Regions from separate parts of the Homo sapiens genome. Here regions 2 and 3 are each linked to region 1. The links are chromatin loops, found by intact Hi-C in ENCODE. Cell type or tissue: dorsolateral prefrontal cortex. All regions are shown on one strand. Region 1 overlaps NHLH2 (nescient helix-loop-helix 2). Region 2 overlaps SLC22A15 (solute carrier family 22 member 15). Region 3 overlaps SLC22A15 (solute carrier family 22 member 15).

Region 1 (8,000 bases):
GATCTCCTCCCCCAGGCTTGATCCAGAGCTTATATAAGGCATGATGTCAGCACAGAGCCTTCTCCAGACACACGCAGAACCAGCCCACACGGAGGCCTCCCTCACCTGCTGCTTTGCAGTCCCTTTGAAGTTTCGGACTCTCCGAGTGGCACCAGAGGACAAGTCCACTGAGCAGGGCCCATTTCTAGTCCAGGGCCTACGCCGCTTAAGGGAAAACCTGTTCTCACTTTCAGTTGCTGTCGTGTATTTTTATTTATTTTCACAACAAAGGAAACGTATTTTTTTTCCTTTTATCAAAGTATTTGCTTTTTAATTGTATTGCCCTAAAGACTCATTTTCCCATTTCAATCCTAACTAGCAATGTGACCTAGGGCATATCACCTAACTTCGTGTCTCAGTGTCTTCATCTATAATTTAGGAATAATAACACCTTCTACTTCACTGAATTTTTAGAGAATTAAATGAGGTAATAATGGACAGTGCCTCGCACAGGGTGAATGCTATGCCTATGCAGTTTTTGCTGATGCTATTAGTCCCTAGGCCGCAGCCCAGGGTAGACAGTGTGGGGTCTATGTGTGGAAGGAGCACAGGATTGGTGTGAAAGGCTTCTAGGTGGCTCCGCCCTGCAGGATGTTGAGACTGTGAGCAAGTCACTTAACCACTCAGGTCAGCTGAGCCCTCTCTACCAGGGGCCTGAGGGACTCACAGACACAGAATATGCAACAGACCTCAAAGAGAGGCCCTGGCCTGTTGTAAATGACCCTCAGGCTCCAGGCTGCTGCTGCCAGGGAAGTCTAGGAGGTCCTCACTCCAAAGTTCCCTCCTGAGTTTAGTGCCTGGCCAATGGCTGAAAGAGTCCACCCGATTTTTATTTAATCTTTAAAATCTGCCTAAATTGGAATCTGGCAGCATATCCACTCTAACATGTTCCAGCAGTCCCTGATAGCTTCCCCTTTACCTGTGGCTGTATTTAGCCAGCCCCCCGCTGTCAGCTACCCCAGTACACCCCGCAGGGCAACTTTGGGCCATGGATAGGCTTCTGTGCTCAATTCTCCATCTCCTACTAACTGGCTGTGGCCTTGAACCAGTTACTTAATTCTGTGCCTCAGTTTTTCCACCTGTAAAATAGGGAAAATATAGTACCTAGCCAGTAGCATTGTTAGGAGAATTAATTAAGTTAACTCATGTTAAGTACTTAGAACATGTCTTGTGCTTATAAAGAGCTCAATAGCACTCACTATATTAGCATTTATGGCAGGAAACCTTTTTAACAATGAATTAAACAGTTTAATTATTCTTGAGATAATGGAGAGAGAAATTGTTGGAATTTCCTGCTTCATTTCAGTAAGTATTTCCAGGTCAGGAGGGAGTTCTTCATCTCCTTGCTGATCATTCCAGCAATATATCAGAAAAAGGGAAGATTTCAGGGGCTTCTTGAATCAGGAGAAAGGTGGTGTGATTGGTAGATATGTATATGGGGGCGGGTCCTCTTAGGATTCCCTGGGGTTAGGATGGAATAACTGAAAATAAAAGGCCACTGGAGTCAGTCTGCCAAGAGGGACAGAGGATCATTGACCAAAGACAAAGAAAAAAACTTTCTCCAGAGATGACTCTGTGGAGCAATACCTGGTGCATTCACAAAAAGTAACCAGGGCTGGAGATGGTTCTCTGAGTGGCATGAGGTGACTTGTGCTAAAGGGTGGAGCTCTGTGAAAGAGGGTGGTGGCCTTAGTTTAAGCGGGAGTCGACTTCCTGGTGAGTAAAAATCAACTGGCACAAATTTTCTGAGCAACTACATTTTAAAAAACGCTCTTATGGAAAACTGTTAAAACATCTCCAAAAGCCAAGAGAATAGTGAAATGGATTCAAATATACACAACACCAATAAGTACATTTCATTTATTTTCTTATCCTGTCTTTCTCACTACCCCTTAAGACTTTTTGAAGCAAATCCCAAACATCACATCATTTCATCCATGAAGACATCAGTAAGTATCTCTTAAAAGATAAGGACTCTTTTTTCTTTTAACAACAAATATACCATTATCACAGTAAAACGAACAGTATTTCCTGAAAATCATCTGTGAGCACTTGCATATTTGAGGGGACTTTCACAGCTGATCTAACCCACCTTCCCTGATGACTTTTCCTTCTATCTTAAAAATGTACCCCTTGTCTGGCTGGGCGCGGTGGCTCACGCCTGTAATCCCAGCACTTTGAAAGGCCTAGGGGGGGGCGGATCACCTGAGGTCAGGAGTTCAAGACCAGCCTGGCCAACATGGTGAAACCCCGTCTCTACAAAAAATACAAAAAATTAGCTGGGCATGGTGGTACATGCCTGTAATCCCAGCTACTCGGGAGGCTGAGCCAGAAGAATTGCCTGAACCTGGGAGGTGGAGGTTGCAGTGAGCCAAGATTGCGCCACTGCACCACTGCAGCCTGGGCCACAGAGCGAGACTTGGTCTCAAAAAAAAAAAAAAAAATTTACCCCTTGTCGTCCTTAACTTTGGCAATTGCTCGTACACACACATTGGATGTGAGTGCCCGCTCATCCCCCTCTGCCTGACCTATCATGGGTGAGCAGGCCTGAAAACTGGCCCTCTGCTTCTAGACCTATCTTTAAAAATTAGCTTTGACAGAGTCTGTGCTTCTGACCAGTCTGCTATAGTGCTTATCACAGCATTCGTGCTATGGGAAAAACCAAGGTAAAAGAGAAAAGGCATAGACTGGGCCTTTATCATGAGTCGAGTGGGGCTTTCAGACCTGTAGATAACTCTACAGGTGTGCATGTGTGGTGTATTCCATGGATGACTATTAATTTACCTATGCTTCCTGTCTTAGAAGATGGGGATGATTTCTGGCTGACTGTTGAGTTAGTAATGTATCATATGCAGATGGATATAGTTGGTGGAAACCACAAATCATTACTATATTAAAGAATTAAAGCTGATTTTAGCTTATCCTATGTTAATTCCTGTGCATATTATAAATACAAAGGTAATGAAAATAGCTCACATTTATTGAGCACTTCCCATGTATTCCTATTCTGATAAGCACTATACATTATCCCATGGAAACCTCATGACATGCATTTGAGATTGGTACATACGTTGTCCCATCTTATGGATGAAAATGGAGGCTTGAGGAGATATAGTAACATGTTCAATGTCATACACTTAGAATAATTGGAGCCAGGGCCCGAACTTGGCTCCAGAGTCTTGGGTCTCAAACACAGAGATGGGAGAAACAGGTAAATTCAGTTAAAACGATGTATGTATGTGGGACTCAGAGAACAGAGCAGCTAATGCTTCTGAAAGAAACGGAAAGCTTTGTAATGATACGTGTGGTTACGTGTGGTCTGAGTTGGGTCACAGTGGAATCATCGGAATTTTCTGGGTAAAAAATGAGGTTAGGGGAGAGCATTGTGAGTAAAGGGGAAGTAAATACAAAGGCCCAGGTCGTAAAAGAAAAAGACTTGGCCTCTCTGGGGAAGTGAGGAAACCGAGTTTGCAGGAATATTTAATCTCTGGAGAGTGGCTGAAAATGGCACTAGTGAGGGTCTGGAACAAGACTGTGAAACATTTCTATGCCTAGATTGGGAACTTGAATTTTATTAAAAAATAAAATGGACATTCACGAAGGAGGATGGCACGCTAATTTTTAAAGATAGGTCTAGAAGCAGCGTGAGAATGGGCTGGAAGGTGCAGAGGAGTGTGGATGGAGCCAGCCTCACCCATGTGGTAGTGAATGACGGTGCCCTGGTGGGGGAGTTGTCACAGGGCCACCATTATCCTATAGTGTTTTCTTGCAAAGTAGAAAAATGCTCCCCTTCCTCCAGGTAGTCCAACTTCAAGCCAAGGCACATGCTTGACTTGGCATACAGAGCACAGGCTTGGTTTTGGCCTCCACTGGTCCCATTGGTTGGGCAGCTGTGTGTACTGCAGACGCAGCACTCCTTAGGCATTACATGAGCTGAAGCTTTCCCTAGGCACATGGATGGAAAGATGCAGTGCAGGCACCAAGGGGGGTGGTGTGTGAGTGGCACAGCTACCCCTCTATCAAAGGACAACTCTAGAGGATGATGGGTAGGGGCAGGCACTTTGATAAACTGATAAACATGGCTTCATGGCCCTAAGCAAGTCATCTAATTTCTTTAAGCCTCAAATTCCTCATCTGTTAAATGGAGACAATAAAAGTACCTACCTCACTGGGTGGTTGTGAGAATTACAGGAGATAATGCATGCAAAGCACTTTAGTAAGCATGTAGTATACACTCAACCCACATTAGCTATTATTTCGACTACTAATACTGATAAATGAGATAGCACATCTAAATATGGAAAAGGGTATTGGCTGTGCATGCTCTTAAGTTGGCCCTCTTCTCCCCTTAAATTCTCTCCACCCCAAACATCAGCAAGAAAACTGGTAGCCAGAGACAGCAGTGAGGAGAGTTGGATAAATCACAGCATCACAGAGGCTGGCTCTGGCTACTCGCCTTATCATAGTGCTCTGGTGATACGTGTTCATGGGGCAGGGCCACTGGAGGGAGCTCCTGCAAACAGCATTCCTGTGGGAAGCGGGTATTCCCTCCAGAGTCCCCCACTCCCACCCAGTCTCATTTCCTCCTTACCCATTCCTCTCTCCTCAGTCGGCCCTTCCTTTACCATCCCATCCCATCATACACTGCCCCTCCTCTTCCCCTCTCCCTGGAGAGGAAGGTTGTTTTGCCCAATACTTTTACCCTTGTTCTCTGGAAGTTTCCGGGCAGTGGTAGAAGTGAGGGGAAGTCCATTTGGGTGGAGAAATATTCAGCACAGGCAGTCTTGTCCGCTGGGCCAGCTGGGGCTAGGCTTTCTGGGGAGCAGCAATGGCCTGGCAAGTTGTTGAGTGGCTGTGGGCAAAGAGAAGAAGGTGAAGGGACAGCAGGAAGACATGTGGTTCTGGGTCTGTTTGGTGAAAGACCAAGCTCAGGGTAAAGGATGAGGCTGGGGCCAGCTGCGGAAAGGTAAGTGACCTGCACAGACTGTTTTGGTCGCATGAGCACTCAGAACATTTTAATAGGATGAGAAAAGAAAAGGCAGTGCCAGTGGCAGCAACTGTATAAGCTGGTCCAGCAGGCCTAAGTCTCTAGGCAGAGGGTACCAATGTATTTCCTCAGAGAGGCTTTCTCCAACAGCCCTCTCTAAAATGCTACCCAGCACCAGCACGTCCAGCCCCCATCCTGTGTTCTTTACCCTGCTTATTTTTCTTCATAGCATTTAGCAATATCTAAAATCAAATATTGGGGGTTTTTTCGCTTCAGTGTACTGCTTTTCTCCAGTAGACTTTGTCTCATGTGTTGCTCTATTTTCAGCATTTAGAACAATGTTTGGCACACAGTGGGTCCTCAATAAACAAAGGTTAAATGTAAGAATGAATGCTCACCATCGTCATTCAAAGAAGAATCGAGACCTCATGGATGGGCGAATAATCACTGTGTCTGCGCTGTGCTCAGGGAATGAGCCAGTCACCCTCTGGTCTAGCAGACTGCCACCATGCTTGTCTCTCTTGGAGGGTGCTCAGCAGCTTTGGATTTGAAATGACATTGCAAAGATCCTCTCCTGAAATCACATGGGTTGCATAGCTAGGAAGGGATGCTGCCCTTTGTCCAAATCCCTAAGGCCCTTTGTCCAAATCCCAAGGGCCTTTTGTCTAGGGGAGTGTATCAGTAGGTTCCTCCTACATGTGAATGGGAGGTCTGTGTTGGTCAGTTGGAAGTTGGGCCCCTAAACTGGGAAAGACAGGCACTTGGAAGGTTTCCAGAGGTTAGAAGTTGACTTCATACCCTTGGCATAGGAGCAGGGCTAATTATTCTCTTGTATAATAGAGAGGTGCTATAAGAACTAGGAGTGGTTATCCTTCCACACTGCCTAGAGGTGAGAAGGCCTACAGGCACTCATGTGTTTTGCAGGTCACAGAGTAACCAGTCATTGCTCTAGTGGCCAGGACATTGTCCAGATACAAGGCAACAGAAGGTGCTGTTCTTTTTCACACACTAGGAAGTACTTTCCTACTATACACCTTCATATAAGGGAGAGGATGAGGTCCTACCTAGTAGGTATCTGTGAAGCTGACAAGAAGACACCTGGGTGAAAAGTGAAGAATACCAGCAATCCCACAGACATTTTATATGCATAAGGCCAAGCATCCATCTAACTGCATTTACTCTGAAACCAGAGATTTGGTGTGATATAGACTCATACTTCATAATATTCTATATATGCATATGTACATATAGTTTTTAAGTCATTTATGTCTTCTATTTGTAAGCAATACATTTCGCATTTTTATACTAGCCACAGGTTTTTGCAGATGTCATTCTTCTTATCTCAAGGTTGGTCCAGGGCTCAATTTTTTTTCTTGTTTGCGGATGCCCTGTCTTGAATCTGTGTACTGATTGGATGTTTGAGTATTACAATAGTAATACACACCTTGTTCTTAATAAGTGCCATGAGGATTGAGAGTCATCACATCAGGGATCTTCTTCTCACTGCCATTAAATAGCTATGTGTTTTAGTGTAGGTCACTCCTTGGGCCTCAGTTTCCCAACTCTAATTTGAAGAGGCTGGGTTAGAGAGTTATTAAGTTTTCTTTTAGAGGCAAAGAATCCACAATTCAAGTAATATTTTATATAAACACTATACTTCTTTTCCTCATTGTAGAATGATCTATGTCACCATCATATGTAGGGCATCTATTTATGGGACTGATCCACGTCCAAATTTGAGCATCAAATATTTCACTACATAAATATGTTTATGTTAAGATTTTGTTGTGCTTACCAGTTCCTTTCTAAGGAATTGAGTCCATTAAGATATTTCATGCTCAGCTAACATGTCCATTATTTTTAGACAGTGTGCTTAAAATAAAAGAGAGGACTTTATTTGATACCTTTATTTATATGCAAAACAGCGCACCATTCATGAGATATGAAAAACTCGTCAGATAGAAACCAGATTATATCTATTTTCACTACAAAATATTGCATTATATAAAGCAACAGAGACACAAAAAAACCCTGAAAAAGACTAAAATCTTTGGATAGCAGATGTGGTTTTTTTCCCTTGTCTCTAAAATACACTCCTTGTTTTAAGAGTTTCACAGCAGAGAACATGAAACATTTTCAGGTTATAGACTTTTCTTTTTGGTGTCACAGAGGAAAGTAGTTCTGAATTCTTTTTTTCTTTTTTTTTTAGGAAAATAACTTAATTTGCTAAATTCATCACACGCACAAACATCACACACACAAAGAAGCTACTCTCCTTATAAACAGCTTGTAAAGGACTTCTCAGACATAACTACAGATAAGAATAATACACTTTTTAAAAAACTATAATAGTGAAGTGCTAGTGTTGCTGATCTCACAACAAAAGAACCTTTCAAGAACAAACATCTTAATATATAAAATATGTTTAGAAACAGGGAGAAGTGGGAAATTTGTTATACAAGTGCAATATAATTAGAGCAGAAAGAAAGACCACAGTATAATCTCAACAAACACGTAAAAAGTTAGACATAATTATTCCACAGGAAAAAGTGTAAACACTTGACTATAAATAAATTGGCACAGAGTATCCAAAGTAAAAGTATCACCACTCTGAAAAATAAATGTCTTGAAAAAAATACTCTACTCCTTCTAACATAAATAAAAATAGGTTGTCTTTTTCTAACTGCACCTATGGGTCCACATGTTTAAGGTCACAAATAGATGTTTTTGGATATATAAAGGGGCACTTCGCCTGCAAAAGTAATCAGATATTAAAGTTTCCATTTAAATATGGATTTTCCTGTCTACCTTGGTGTCATATCTTGGGGATAAAATATCACCAAGCTCAGATCCTCCCACAGTGTGTCTACTTGTTCTCAATTTGTCTTTTTAAACTTACTAAATATTCAGGGTTTATTTGGATTCTAATATAATCTTTATTTTCACAACAGAAAGGAAAGTTTCCAGTCGCACC
Region 2 (8,000 bases), 190 kb after region 1:
TGTTTTCACCTGGGGCCATTGCAATTATTTTCCCCGAAGAGTTTTTTTGTGGTTGGTTACTTGTCATCATCCAGGTCACAAATGTCACCTCCGCCCAGAATCCTCCCCTGAACCACGTATTTAAAGTGGCTCCCTCCAGTCCCAGCTACTTGGGAGGCTGAGGCAAGAAGATTGTTTGAGGCTGGGGAGTCAAGGCTACAATGAGCTGTGATGGCACCACAGCACTCCAGCCTGAGCAACAGAGTGAAACCCTGCCAAAAAAAAAAAAAAAAGAAAAGAAAAAAAAGGAAAGAAAGAAATAGTAAATCCAAGAATGGCTAGGAAAACCAGCTAATTTACCTTGTTAAGAATTGCATGTGAAGAATGGAATTCAGAAGTAAAGCATACATTAGTAAGGGGACATTATTCTCATCTGTTTTTCCCAATTCCTGAGCCTTTTGGTGGGTGGTTTTGCATAGAGATGTCCAGAAGCTGTCTTGTCAAGACCTTTATCAATCCAGTCTTACAAGACTAGGAGGGAAGGAGAGAAGTTAGATGTACTTTGAGCCATGATGACTGGTTGTGGAAGCATCAGAAGGGAGTGATCTGAAAAGTGGAGAGAGCAACTGAAGATTCTTTATTGCAAGTTCTCGAGGAGGAGGAGCCCTTCACACACCTGTCAGCACTGATTCTAGCGAAGGGGACCAGGAAGAGGAAGGATGAGTGGTCTCTTGGTTCTCTGAGGTTATTCTGTGACATGGGTTCACTTTTATTCTTATAACCAAATATCATCTTTAACACATCACTAGACAAGACTTGAGATAGTGGTGTTTTAACCAGAGAATGGTTGCTTTCTCTTTAAGTTCCTAAGTTTCCCTAAAGTAGAAGATACTAAAGGAGTTTCTTTTGTCATAAATATACGTGATATAAAATTTACCATTTTATTCACATTTAAGTGTGTAGTTTCAGATGCATTGCATACATTCAAATTGCTGTGTTACCATTGCCACTATTCATCTCCAGGACGCTTTCAACATTCCAAACTGAAACTCTGTTCCATTATGCAATAATTCCCTGTTCCCCCCTCCTTCTGGCGCCTGGTAACCACCCATTCTATTTTCTGCCTCTATGAAGTTGACTATTCCAGGTACCTCATATAAATAGAATCATGCTATATTTGTGTTTCTGTGTCTGGCTTATTTCATACAGTATAATGTCTTCAGAGTTTAGGTTGTAGCATGAATCAGAATTTTTTTCCTTTTTATTTTATTTTATTTTATTTTTTATTTTTGAGACGGAGTCTCGCTCTGTCTCCCAGGCTGGAGTGCAGTGGCGCGATCTCAGCTCAGTGCAAGCTCCGCCTCCCGGGTTCACACCATTCTCCTGCCTCAGCCTCCCAAGTAGCTGGGACTACAGGCGTCCACCACCACGCCCGGCTAATTTTTTGTATTTTTCAGTAGATACAGGGTTTCACCATGTTAGCCAGGATGGTCTTGATCTCCTAACCTTGTGATCTGCCCCCCTCAGCCTCTTCCTTTTTATTTTTTTAATTTTATTGACATAATTATATTTATGGGCTACATGGTGATGTTTTAATACATACAATGTATAGTGATCAAATAAGGGTAATTAGCATTTCTGTCATCTCAAATATTTATCATTTGTATTGGGAACATTTGATATCCTCCTTCTAGCTATTTGAAGCTGTATATTATTGTTAGCTATAGTCATCCTACAGTGATATGGATACTAGAACTTATTCTTCCTATCTAGCTGTAATTTTGTATCCTTTAACAAATCTCTGGCTATTCTCTCATTCCTTCTTAAAGCTGAGTAATATTCCACTGTATGTGCATACAACATTTTGTTTATTCCTTCATCCATCGATAGACACAGGTTGTTTCCACCTTTAGCTATTGCAAATACAGGTGCTATGAACATGGGTGTACAAATATCTTTTCGTGTCCCTGCTTTTAGTTCTTTTGGGTATATGCCTGGAAATGGAATTGCCAGATCATATGGTAATTCTGTGTTTAATCTTTTTGAGGGAAATACTCAAGAGATTTTAAACCCATAAGCCAATTGGACAAAAAGTTCATGTATTTATTGCTTCATATATGTCATATAGTGTATTAGGCATCAGAGAATGGAAATAAATGGGACAAGGCTCCTCTCAAGAAACACAGAGCCTTAGGATGTGGGACATAGTCAATAGATGCATAAGTAATTAGCTATTATACATTGTGTTCAATTCTGTAATAAGATATGTATAGAGTACTGTGGGAGTGCATCATAATAATAGTGATTTCTAGTGTTTCTGAAGATAAAATCTGATTGGACGTTGTCTGAGATAGACAAATTCTACTGAATTCTGGTTAATAGTGGATCATGCAGTATAGAAATTCTGGTGTACAAGTTTTTGTTGCACATTTGGTTTTTTAATAGCTAACTGAATCCTACATGTCTCTCTTTTGTTTTATCTTCCTCTAGTGGTTTTTAATTGCCAACAGATCCTACAAAGTCAGTGCAGCAAGCTCTTTTTTCTTCAGTGGTGTATTTGTTGGAGTTATCTCTTTTGGTCAGCTTTCAGATCGCTTCGGAAGGAAAAAAGTCTATCTCACAGGTAATCTATTAGAGTATTCATAAACTGGATGAGAGGGCTTATTTCTCTAAGATTCTTAGGGAAATAATAAGGGGACTATTTCCTTAAGGTTCTCCGGGAATTGGCATATGGACACAGAACTGATCTTTATTATCCTGGCAAGAGGCCAAACTGCAGCTTGAGTGCTTCTGGCCAGGCACCTTTAAGTTACTAGCCCACCTAGTTAAAGTCAGATATTTGTGTTCTAAACCGTTCATAGGTGATGGTGCTTTCTGCAACCCCCAAATTTTAGTTTATGCCATGTTGCTAAGGAGAGAAGTAAAAGACTGTGACAGTGTACTAGGCCCATTTCCTTATATCTCTCTGTGTTGATTCATTTCAAATGAGCTCTACAGGACTTGGCATAGTGCTCTTGACAAGCTGAGTATGAGCAAGGGTTTTTCATTTTCCAGCATTATTGTGAATAATTGAAAACTGTCTGTGATTGACAGAAATCATGTAATAAAGTAAACCTTATGGTTTTTTAAAAAAATAGTTTCCAAGAGAAGCTGTTAAAAAAAAAAAAAAACACACAGCTGGCTGGGCGCGGTGGCTCACGCCTGTAATCCCAGCACTTTGGGAGGCCGAGGTGGGTGGATCACGAGGTCAGGAGATTGAGACCATCCTGGCTAACACGGTGAAACCCCGTCTCTACTAAAAAATACAAAAAAAATTTAACCAGGCATGGTGGCGGGCGCCTGTAGTCCCAGCTACCCGGGAGGCTGAGGCAGGAGATTGGTGTGAACCCGGGAGGCGGAGCTTGCAGCGAGCCGAGATTGTGCCACTGCACTCCAGCCTGGGTGACAGAGCGAGACTCCATCTCAAAAAAAAAACAAAAAAACAAAAAAAAACAAAAAGAAACCCACAAAAACAGCTCAGAAAATTTAAGTTTACAAACATTTATTTTATAAGCTAATGAATATAATTTATTACTTTCATCAAATGCTATTTTGCCTCTGGATTATTGAATATTGTTTTCTCTTTCTAGGTTTTGCTCTTGACATCTTATTTGCAATTGCAAATGGATTTTCCCCCTCATATGAGTTCTTTGCAGTAACTCGCTTCCTGGTGGGCATGATGAATGGAGGGATGTCGCTGGTGGCCTTTGTCTTGCTTAATGAATGTGTGGGCACCGCCTACTGGGCACTTGCAGGTACTACTTAAATCATGCAGCTCTGGACTGGGTGAGCAGCTCCAGAAAATTTTATAGGGACCCAGTTTAATCCTAGAGTCTGGAAATGCATTTGGACTTGAGGTACTTTATCCAACTATTAGATTTGCTTTTCTGATTTGGTTCTGTATGACCCTGAACAAGTCATTTTATTAATATTCCTCTGTAGACAGTCTTCCTGGGGGCCTGCCTCACATGTGAGCTTGCCATCCGCCTCATGGACTGCCTACAGATTACTGTGGAGACTATTGATTTCCTCGGAAGGACACTAGCAAATTTTTACAACTTAAACTGAAAAATAGTGCAGACATAGGAAATATTAGAAACTCCTTTCTTACAGCCTTTTTATTCTAGTTTATTAAATTTTTGTTTCACAGCCCTTTTTTGTTTTTACTGCTCTCAAGTCAACATAGTACTATTGTAGCATTTCTTTATTGATATTTAATTTCCAAAATTGAGACTGTATTCTGAATTATTTTTGACTATCCCATTATTTTCTCAAGAACTACATAGATAGTAAAATAAATGATTTTAAAAGGTTATTTAATTTCAAATATTGTCATAAGAGAAGTAACTGTGTCTAAGACTTTATAGACTTAGGTTTGCAATGATAACTTTTTGTTTCTTTTACTTTCATTCACTTGACAATGGTTGAATGTTTCCCATGGATGTTCTTATATGGATATGGGAAACAGGTTGACCGTGTGACTGATGGAAATGTGTCTTTGGGAGGATCTATATGAGAAGGCCATTTCTTAGAACCTGATACACAGTGCCAGCCATCTCTTATGTACCAGCTACCATGCTAGGCATTTGACATCCATCTGTAATATTCCCGGAGCTTACAAGTTAAGGATTCCTACCTTCATTTTATGGATGATGAAATTGAGCCTTTGAGAGATGAGGTGACATGCCTGTTTTCAGCAGCTGATAACTGACAGGGCCAGAACTGCAACCTGGGTCTTGATGACACCCAGGTCATCTTCCACTGTTCCCCAAAGACTCTCCTCTTGGAACTTCAGCATGTCACCTCATGTGAGTGCTGGCCTGGTCAACCTGTTATTTCTAACTGGTGTTGTTTTTGAAGTGTATGGGCTATTGTATCGAGCTGGAAGACACAAGGCTAAATAAAGTAGACTTGTGGTCTGTTTGCATCTCCACTAAACAGCTGTCGAGTGGAAGGATCCATAGGGTTGGACCAGTTAGAACTAGGCTGGAGAGGAAGAGACACCAGCTCCATCCTCTCCAGACAGGCTTCCTGCTGGTCTCAAACAGTGTTGCCTTAGGATTCACCTTGTCTGTAGCAACTTCGAAAGCCTTTTTGGAACTGGTCCTAAGCTGGGATGAGTGAAAAAGCTTCCTCTGAGTCTTCAATTTGCATTGAGACTTTAGGGTCATTTTTCTGAATAGTATGGCCAATTTCCTGGGACTTTCTAAGAAGTTGGTAATGATGGTGATCATGCCTGCTCCCTGTATCCAGGGAAGGGAAAAAGGCACTCTCTCCTTTGATTTCAGTTTTCCTGAGGTCCAAAATTGTGCTCATGTAGAGCACCATGAATACATATTTTTCTTGTACCTCTTAACATTTCTCCATTATAGTATTTATATTTGATTTTAGTCGTTGCATGAAGATGCTGTTTTATAAAAAACGTATACCACTCCCACCCTGCCAGATTATCTAAGTATTTTTCCTGTCATATTGCATGTGTTAGGGGAAAGGACCAACCCTGGTCTCTTGCTCTCTTGCTAGTTGCCTAAAGCCAGTGAAAAGAGTCCCCTTGGAGTGTTTTGACCTCTCATTCTTATCCTTGATGCTGGGTTAAGATGAGACTATCAAAATTTCTGTAGCAAAGTGAAAAGGGAGAGAGGAAGAAAAACTGTAACAGTGAAACCACATGGTTGCCAAATTCAATGTGAAATTGAGAGCATGTATGAGAGTTCCCTGAAGACCAGTACACAGCCCTGCACCCAGGACAAAGTAAGGCTCTGATAGCACCTGGAACTTTTTTTGAGTAGCTTCCTTCCCTCTCTCATGAACCGAGGTCTTCCCCAGGGTTTTGTCCTTGGTCTTTCTTTTCAAGCTGATTTCTTTCCAGAATGATTTTATCTACACCTGTGGCTTCAAATATGCTTATGAATTGCAAGAAGTCAGAGAAAACCCTAAATGTTCAGCAATAGGGGATTTGCTGGAAATAGCCTGATTATTTGGCAATGAAAATTAGTTTGAAAAATTATGCTTATTACAAAATAATATTTGCAATATGTAAAAAACAATATGTAAACATATACCAAAAAACACAAGTACGAACTGCAAGCATCCATTTTTGACCAGTTTGCATTGTAGTACTTAACAAAAAGGATTTCTGGCTAATTGACTGAAAATTATTAAGAAGTGAAAAACAAAAAATACTGAAGCTGTGAAAAATTCCATATTAATATATTTATTATTTGTTTTCTTATATTAATGTCTTCATATAACAATTCATGTTCATTGTAGAAAATAATTAAGAAATATATGCACACGTCATCAAACTAAAGAATACATGTAGTCCTATTCCCCTAGAGACGACCATGGTTAACATATTGCTATGTATGCTTCCAGAGCTTTTCCTTTGCATGTCTATTCCACAGCATTCATTTATTAAACGGATTCTGCCATGTACCAGACACTGCTTTTTTTAGATAAAAAGGTGGAAAAGACAGGGATGATTTGGGGGAGGTTCTTGCTCTCATGGAACTGATGCTTTACTTAGGAAAAGTGGAACAAATTGATAATTTCTGAAAATTAGAAGTACAATGAAGAAAATGAAGCAGGGTAATGGGCTAGATAGTAATTGTGGGGAGTAACTATATTAAATAGGATAGTTAGAGAAAACCTCGATGTGGGTGTTTGATCTAAGACATGAATGATTAGGAAGACCCAGGCCTGTGAAATTCTGGGAGAAGTATATTCTAGCTAGATGGAATGGCAAAGACCCAGGCCTTGAAGCAGGAAGGAACTTCTTTGAAAAGTTTTGAAAACGTTCTCATGACTACAGGGTAGAGAGTTAAGGAAAGAGTGAAGTAACTGAGAGGGACCAGATGATACAGGGCCTGTGATGGGCCAAATGAGGAATTTGTTTTTTACTTGAAGTACAGTGGGAAGCCAGTGGGGCATATTAAATACAGGAGTGATAGGGTCTCATATACAGAAAGATTACTCTGGTAGGTACAGAAATTGAGGGATCATTTAGTAGGCTGCTATAGTTGGCCACATGAAACCAGTGGTGGGTTAGACAGGATGGAAGCAGTGGAGAAGAAAGAGGATGTGTCTGAGCTGGATTTTGGTGGGAAAGTGACTTGCTAAAGGACCAGTAGAGATGGGGAGAGCAAAATAACTCAAGGAGACTTCATGGTCTGTATTTGAAGATGGATTACTGGTACCGTTTACAAAAATGAAGTCATAACTATATACTCTTTTCTAACCTGCTGAAGTTTAGCTTTTACTAGTGCAAACTGAGCAGGAATAGCGAAGTTGAAATTAATTAAAAATAAGCAGAGAATAAATTTTAAAATAGGCATAGTACTTAAAGGCATATACATGGTTATAAAGCCACCTATGATACTCCAGAAAAGATGACTTGAAATGTTTATTTTTTATTAATTTTTTAAACCAAGTAACATAGAGCCTTATTATATTCATCTCTACGCCTTCTCCCTGTTGTCATTCTAATGAGCTCATATATAAGGGAAAATCATTTGGTTAGGATAACTAGACCATGAAGAACCAGGCGTTGAAGATGCCCAGAACCAGAAGTCAGATGCTTCTCATTTCAGCTCCCCATCCTCTCTGAGAAGCTTCCTCTGCATAGTCACAGACAGGGCCCAGCAGCTCCAAGTCTAGTATTTAAAGTCTTGGGTAAGGCCTCTGATCGGCTCAGCTGATTGGGGTCACCCTGCAGTTAGAGGAACTATACTTGGCAGGCCCCATTTGAACCACAGAGATGAAGTCAGGGAAGTCGGTTCTCCAACAGTGGGTGGGACATTCTTGGAATTAGGAAGGAGAACCAGGTAGCAAATATTCTGTGATAGATTCAACAGGAGGCTTTCAGATGGCTTTTTTTTTTGAGGTTAATAAATAGAAGGGCTAAATCCAGATTACATTAGGACAATATCGAACATTTGTATAACATGAGGTAGGCACTGTTATTTCTGTTTCACCAATAAGAA
Region 3 (8,000 bases), 200 kb after region 1:
CCTCAGTAGCAAAGCTCCTGGGAAAACTCCTGCCTTTTGGTTTCCAGCATCTTTCCTTTCAGCACCATTACATTACTCTGTACAAAATTGAAATGCTCAATAAATGGCTGTTGACAGACTGGCTGTCCATTAAGTTTCCAAATCCTGTAGTGTTTGTTCCTAATTCACTATCCTTATTAGAAGGCACAGTGAATTCTATAAAGCACCGTAAATAGCCAGTTTTATTCATCTAAGTTTCATTTTAGGCAGATAATGTCAAATTAGATTTAAAAAAAAAACAACCTTGATTTGTGTCTTGTAAACAAGGCTTCCATATTCCTGCCTTGGTTTTGTCTTTGGAAAGTCCTCTGAAAGTGTAGGTAAAATGGGGAAGAGGCAAAAAGATACATAATATTTAAGTTTTGAAACTCTTTGAATATATCAATGGCAATATAATTATCCAACACTTTGTAGTTACATTAGAAAATAACTGTTGTTTTGTAACTAGAAGTTGGTCAGGAAATAACTTCTATTCTTTAAGGTCTTGGGGGATCAGGAAATATCCTCAGGACATATTAAAGCCAGTGTGTCAGGTGATTTGAGTATTTTGAAGCAGTAAACACTCAAAAGTAGCTTTGGTAAACTTGGTTTCATCTTTATGTGTAGTCTTAAGATAATCTCTACCTCCTACATGTCACTATGTTAAAAATATTTCAGTTTAAATTTTTTTTTCCTGATGAGATAATAAAGATTTCTATCTTGTCAGGCTTTTTTAGAACTTAAAAAAACCCATTGTCTCTACAGTATTTTCAAACAACACTTGGCTAGGATTTAGAGCCATATCTTTGACCTGTGCTTTATGAAGAATTTTCATTATTCAGTCCTATAGACTGAATAATATGTTAATATTTAACATATTAAAATTCACATATTAAAATTTATTTAAAAATAAATGCATACTGTTTGCTTTTTAAACTGCAATTGTAAAGCATGTTCTTGGTTTTCAGTGATAAAGTAGACTACCATTTAATGTTAGCATGCTGTTGAAAGTAGCCCTTTCATATGTTATTGGGAGAGTCAAACTTTAAGTCTAACATGGAATCCCATTTGTGGTGCAGGAATCCACGTACTGAGTAGGTGATTTGTCTCCTTCCTGTGCACGTGTACCTATATGAATATACAGGCTTTAATGACATCTCTTTCAGATTCATTCCTGAATCACCTCGTTGGTTATACTCCCAGGGTCGACTGAGTGAGGCTGAAGAGGCGCTGTACCTCATTGCCAAGAGGAACCGCAAACTCAAGTGCACGTTCTCACTAACACACCCAGCCAACAGGAGCTGCAGGGAGACTGGAAGTTTCCTGGATCTCTTTCGTTACCGGGTCCTGTTAGGACACACTTTGATCCTGATGTTCATCTGGTAATTATACTAAGGCGTGTTCTGTTGCTCTTTAACTAAGGTTGCTCGAGCTTCTCTTGATATCCTGCTCCTTCTTCAGGGTACAGGGAATTTTACCTCTTTTGTTAGCTTGAGGTTGTTTTCTCAACAGCAAGTCTCCTGATCCTTAGCGCCTGGTTTTCTGCTTGCGCAGCCCCGTCTTTCTCAAGTAGCAGATGATAGTGCCTGATGGGCAGGTCCACTGAGCTTGAGTAAGTAGACATCAGAAGCACATCTTTGCTTTTGAGGTATTTATCATAAATATTTAAGCCTTCCTGCCCCTTCCCCTGCAAAAAAGGAAAGAAAGCAAATAAGCATGGTAGAAATAGATGAGTTTTTAAATAGGACTTTAAAAATACTTACCTTTGGCACTGGCATCAAGCAGTTTGCTAGCACATTCTGATTGCGGTGCTCCATGCTGCATTTTCTGTGGCACTCCCACTCACTAACTCACTGAGGTGGGCTAAATATGATCCCTTGTACAGATGGGACCCCAGGAGTTTGAAGTGATGAACCCTAAGCCACATATGTAAATCAGTGATTGAACTGATGAGCACTTTCTGAACCTGATTTTTCTGGTTGTTTAGCTTATTCCCACCTACCTTTCAAAATGCTCTCAGCGTGAGTGTAAGTTGCATTCAGCGGTTCAAGATGGTTTCATTTAAAGAATGAAGTTGTAGAAAGAGGAGAAATGGATGGGTGCATACAATTTGTGGATTGCACATGTGTTTTGATATTGTACATACTGCTAATGTGCCATAAGTGTTATCTGGGCAAAATCATACCTACTAGCCTAAAGGACAGTTGTGCTGTGGCTTATATGTATTTGCCATGAAGCCTGCATGGAGCCCTACATTTCATGCAGGGATAAAGGAAAGTGATTTTATATGAAAGTGATCTTATGTATAAAGCTACAAAGAATAGTAGCTTTAGAATAAGAAGCTGCAAAGATATTTTTCTATATCATATACTCTTTTTCTACCCAAGCAGTGGCTGCCACCTGTATGGTTGGGGGCCATGTTAACCAACTGCTGCTTTCCCCCACAGAACCATCACAGCACTAGGAATATCACAGATGCATAATAAATGTTGAGGCTTGGAGGCATGGAGATTAAGAAAACCGTTGAAAGCCAAACCTGACAACACAACATAGGAGCTGCTAATTTGAGGTTCTACCCATTCAAAAGCAAATACTTACAAAGTATGTTCAGGTACTTAGGGCTCCATAAAACTTTACATTTGTGTATCACATAGACAGTCAGTCAACCTCTGCCTTGGAGGAACCACCTACTTGTTGCAGATTATTCACTATTTTTATTTTTTCCCCCATGTATATTAACTTCTGGGTTCTGGCCTTCAATGGATAAACAAACAAACAAACCCTAGACTTAGGGCCAGGGAAACTGTCCCTGTTCATTTTATTTCTTACACAGCCAAATAAACTTCTTCCCTGAGGCTGAGAATGTTAAAACATGTGATAATAGAGACAGTCACTCCACATATTGCCGTTCTTTTTGAAGATGCTATAAAATTCTAAAATCTTCTCTGTGGATCTGTCATTCAAGAAAGCCTTAACTGGGGATTCAAATTATACCTCTGTGTTAAACATCTGTTCCTTTAGTTATTTTCCACAATAGTGCCTTTTTAAATAATTATTTGATGCTCTAAATATACTGTTAAATATTATGCAAGCATTTTAGATTTTGTTTGGGGGACATAAAGAGGATTGAAATGATTTTAATAGCTGTAATTATGGATCCCAATGACCAACTCTATGACGAAGGCAACTTGCAGAGCAGAGGCCCAGCCCTGGGGACAATGGGCCTTCCATGCTTCATGCTCTCCCCGTTCTCTCTCACCACCAGCTGGGAACTAAATTCCACTATTGTCCTGAACTGGCTTGTCTATTCTTGCCCTGACTTGATACTGTCACAGCTTGATTTAAATAGGGGTGTCTCTGTGTGTGTGTGTGTGTGTGTGTGTGTGTGTATGTGTGTGTGTGTGGCTGGAATTTCTATTGTAAATGCAGAACAGACACAGAAAACCAACTGGGAAACAGCATTATGTAAATGCTGTTTCTGCAGGTGTAAGGGATTTTAAAAACGTTTTAGAAAACTGCATGGATTTAAATTTATTTTGCCTTCTGCTTTCATGCAAGATACCTGGGAGACAGTGAGAACAGACAATGCAGTGTCACCTTGCATCCTTACATGTGATGTCCTGGCTACAATCCTGCCCGTTGTCCTTGGTATATGAATAACACTTCATCTCAGTAAGAAATCATGCATAATACTTCTGGCTCATTTGCTAGGGAGGGCTGGACTACTAACCACTCCAGCTTGAGGGTCCCTTCTCTTTACATCTCTCTCTTCTTACATTACTACAGCCTGGGGTACTTGGCCCACTTCTGAGATTAAGCAGAGATGGAAATAAAACTTTCCCTTTCCTGACTGATCTCATTATAGCCACAGCTCATTAGAGTTTCTCTAAGGAAAACTAAAGGGAAGCAAATGAGAATGTCCCCTTAATAAACACTGATCAAACTGTGTTGCAAAAGCATAAAACCTGATGAACTTAACAAAGCTTCGGTGTTTTACTGCTTGTATAGAAATTTGTGGTTTACCAAACATATTCATATTTTTGTAAAGCCCAGTTTCAGGGTTTTATTTTTGTTCATTCTATTCTATTTTGTTTTGTTTTATTTTAATAATGCAGTTTCCTAGGCATAGAAGTTCCTACTACCACCATTACTGTGTTTGAGGAAGCCCTGATTTGGATCTTTAGGTTGGCACTTGGCTTCCTCAGCTCTTTAGTTCTTGGATTGTAGGAGAGAGGCTTGGTGCCTAGCACTATGCCTGCCACCCAAGAGGAGCTCCCTGTTTGTTTCAGGAACGGTGTACATAAATAAATTAATGGCTTTTTAAGTGACCCTTCCTCGGTTGTTCCTCCTAGAAGATCCTGCCTTTGCTGTGACCTTTAATTTTTCTTTCCTGTTCTGGGAGTCTGTATCATGTGCACCTGCTGAATGCAGGATGGGGTTAAAACCTGCAATGGGAAGTGTCTGGATCATTGGGGATTGGAGTGCCAGTCATTTTGGGCCTGCAGGTGACCCACTGAAGATCCAGTCACTTCTCAGCTCATGTTCTTAAGGCCATCTTCTGTTGGCTTTCTCCATGGGAGTTCTTTTCTAGAATCATTTCAATAATATTACAACTATCTATAACAAGTGTTCCATAAATTGTTGCCTTAAATAAAGAATAGGGTCATTGTGTTCTATTAATTGCAGAAATGCTTGCTGAAAGCACATGCAATGTCTTTCCTCTTTAAGGGGCTGGCCATCCATTTGATTTATATAACATATAGACATAGCTCAAATTATTTCCAAACCCCCATAATTTTTTTGTTTTTTCCTAGTGTTGAAATTTAGATTAAAATAGAAAAATTAGTAGGAGAGACAAGCTTATTGCTTACAGCAGATCAAGCAATTATATTGAACCAATATTTGAATCTCCTCTGGCAAATTCTTATGTACTTTTCTGTTGTCCTTCTTGTCTTTTACCTCCTGGTCCTTTGACTCCCAATTGCAGGTTTGTGTGCAGCTTGGTGTATTATGGCCTAACTCTGAGTGCGGGTGATCTAGGTGGAAGTATTTATGCCAACCTGGCCCTGTCTGGCCTCATAGAGATTCCATCTTACCCTCTCTGTATCTACTTGATTAACCAAAAATGGTGAGTAAGTGTGGATGAATATGAAGTGCACCGTAGAGAATGCACACATACACATATGCCCTCTGATACACATGCATATCTATATGGTGTTGTCTTTGTATGCAGTATCAGCTGATTGCTCTGTGGTGATTAGAGTTTCTTTCCATCTAAAAACAGTTAGAATTCATTTCTTAGTGCAGGATTTCTTGAGTTTCATGTTTACGAGTTTTTATATAGATTTCAATTCAATATTGAATATCGAAATCCAAGATAGTATTGAATATTACCATCAGAGGGTTTATGAGTAGTCTGTATGTAATTTGTTAGTCTCCAGAGATGAGATTATTAGTTCTGTGTAGATGAAACTCTATAAACCCAATTAGCAATAAATATTTAGAAGTTCTTACAAGAAGACAAATAATTGAAGGAACTAGAAAGACTTTTCTTATCTTCTGTGGCCCATCTTACTTTGTTGAGGAGGCAGAAGATAAAACCTTCTTTTGCTACTCATTGTCAGTGGGCACAGTTTTGAGATAGATTTTAAACGTTATTTTATAGAGCACCCTTTCCTCAGTTTTTGAGATTGCTTCTGTTACTTAGTGCCTGACCAGGCCACTTAAAAATCCCATTCTGTATGAGCTGGGAATCAGTTGGATTATGCCATTTCTTTTTCTCCAAAAATCATCATTCCAGCCAAACTCAGAATTTCTTTGGTGTTGTGCTTAATGCCCTTGTCATGAGGTTTTAGTCTAGAGTGTTTTGAAGGGCAGGTTTGGATTCTGTTAAATTGAAGGCTTGTCTCCCAGGGAGTGTTCCCAGTTGCCTCTGCTGATCCCTGTGATAGAGGCTACAGCTTACTCTCATCATGATCCAAGAGCTGGATCAGGTATTGTATTCAGAAATCTTTCCCAGCACCCCCAGTTGTGCCAGATGCCTTTCCTCTGTGCTGCTCTAGCACCCTGTGCATACCTCTGGGGCCACTTAAAAGTGTTATAAGGAAGCCGTCCATGGGGGTATCTTATGTGTCTTTGTATCCCTGGTGCTTGCCTAGCATGGTGTGTGTTACTTGAAAGGCCTTCCATATTGACTGTTAAATTAAGCAAAATGACCTGGAAAAGAACACTCAAGACCTTCTTAGCGCCCCCCAGAGTTAGGATTGAAATCTGAAGCAGAGGGAAGGAATGCTACCTTTGTGACCAGGCAGACCTGAATTCAGATCTAGTCTTTGCCATGTGTTCGTTTTATGACTTTGACAAGTTTCTTCACTAAGCCTCCCTTCGTACTTATCCCCAAACCAGGGATTGTAAAATTCACTGGCAAAATTATCAAAATTATTGAGGTTCCTAGTAAAAGTACCTAGCATGTTGTAAGCCCCTAGAAAAGGGAGACTTTCTAATGTTAATATCTTTCTTCCAAGTCTAAGGCTTTTATTTGAAAATTGCTTCTTTCAACAAAGTATGAAATAGCATTTCACTTATTTCTAACCCACTGACAAATTTTTTTCTGTGTGTATTTTTAAGAGAGAGAGACTTAAGAAAAATGCCAAAACTTTAAACTGCATAAAACCAGAAAAGGTAACCAGAAAATAAAGGGAGCTGTTAGAATATTCTCCTTGTTTCAGTTTCATTCTCTAAAAGATGGAGAATATAATAGTACATGCCTACAGGAATTTTATTAGGATTAAATAAGATAATAGATGGTAAACATTTAAAACAGTGTCTGAAACTTAGGATTTATGGAAATAGATAGAATGATACTATGCCCTTTTCTCACACAAATCACTTAATCCTGCCATCCAGCAACTTTCCCTTTGTTTTATAGTGGTTATTTATTTTGAGTCCTAGTCAGTTTCCTATCAGTCACATTTGCCACTTAGCCTTAAGAGGAGATGAACATATATAATGAAACTGAAGATTTTTAAATAAGAAGGTTGGGAAGAAACAGATGAATTTATAAGGTTCTTAAGAGAACTGTGTAATTTCTTTCTATTGTTTAGGTTTGGTCGGAAGCGAACATTATCAGCATTTCTGTGCCTAGGAGGACTGGCTTGTCTTATTGTAATGTTTCTTCCAGAAAAGAAAGGTATGCCTTTCAAATTTCTACAAGGGTTTTGAACAGTACTTTCATTACAATGAATCATAATATAGTGGAGAGATGACCATATGGCATGCTTCATTTCTGTGATTGCATATTGTTTAGCAATTGTGTGGGATATAATGGGCCAGATTCTTTCCTTTGCTTCAGCTATTCTCTGGGTGAATAATGTGTGTAGAGGTGCACTATTAATTCTTTCAGGCTATTAAGCTACCATCTGGGGTGACTGAGATGTAGTATTGGTGATGTTAGAGTTGTTTATTTGATGATGAGGAGGACTGATTAGTTCTTCACAGAAAGAAACTTCATCCAAGGTTGCAAATTGCACTCGTCATTACAGCCAACCACAAGATTGCAGAGCAGAGCCACTGGTTCTCAAAGGTGGCTTTGGTACCCCTCAAATCTCCACCATGACTCTCAAGGAACTCCGACAACAAGAATAATGGGGATGGTATTCACTGTTGGTGACAATGGATAGTCTCTTAGTCTTATATAAATGTGAAAACACCTAGTTAGGAAACTGATATTTTTATATATGTGTAGCTTTTCTATGCAAACACAGCTTCAAGAAGGATCCCTTTAGCATTCTAATATAACCTGATTACTGCCCCTGTGTAGACATTCTGTAGCTATTGCTGGTTTTCAATCTCTTTTTTCACTAGCACACCTGAGGTATGACAGTGATTGCCTTGGGAACTGTGTTTTTGGCCGTGATTTTCTAGAAGGAGGAGTGAGTCACAACAACTCTCTCATGCTGGAGCATGTGATATAACAAGAGCCC

The links. Peaks named below come from ENCODE experiments on the same cell type or tissue, not always from the same donor. Only the 100,000 strongest peaks of a DNase experiment are listed, where the experiment ranks them.
Region 2: a loop joins it to region 1, with 5 times the contacts of the local background. A loop is called at or near these places in 3 of 110 quality-filtered maps.
Region 3: it touches region 1 in a loop (4-fold over the local background); 3 of 110 quality-filtered maps call a loop at or near these places.

Annotation. Positions count from the first base shown.
Region 1 is chr1:115,829,459-115,837,458 of GRCh38, forward strand. NHLH2 (nescient helix-loop-helix 2) reads right to left here. Exons shown (of 3, transcript NM_005599.3): 3 at 6,919-8,000. Among named protein-coding and RNA genes, the nearest start is that of NHLH2, 7.7 kb to the right of the region's middle. In dorsolateral prefrontal cortex, a CTCF peak has its summit at 4,546 (motif pointing right); a DNase peak (open chromatin) is centred at 23; H3K4me3 peaks cover 403 bases; H3K27ac peaks cover 33 bases; H3K27me3 peaks cover 2,459 bases.
Region 2 is chr1:116,017,113-116,025,112 of GRCh38, forward strand. It overlaps SLC22A15 (solute carrier family 22 member 15), which reads left to right. Exons shown (of 12, transcript NM_018420.3): 3 at 2,470-2,602; 4 at 3,609-3,773. Among named protein-coding and RNA genes, the nearest start is that of SLC22A15, 45 kb to the left of the region's middle. In dorsolateral prefrontal cortex, a CTCF peak has its summit at 3,761 (motif pointing left); a DNase peak (open chromatin) is centred at 3,739; H3K27ac peaks cover 3,010 bases.
Region 3 is chr1:116,030,182-116,038,181 of GRCh38, forward strand. It overlaps SLC22A15 (solute carrier family 22 member 15), which reads left to right. Exons shown (of 12, transcript NM_018420.3): 6 at 1,185-1,400; 7 at 5,006-5,146; 8 at 7,122-7,207. Among named protein-coding and RNA genes, the nearest start is that of SLC22A15, 58 kb to the left of the region's middle. In dorsolateral prefrontal cortex, no CTCF peak of the experiment used is centred here; a DNase peak (open chromatin) is centred at 3,260; H3K27ac peaks cover 7,861 bases.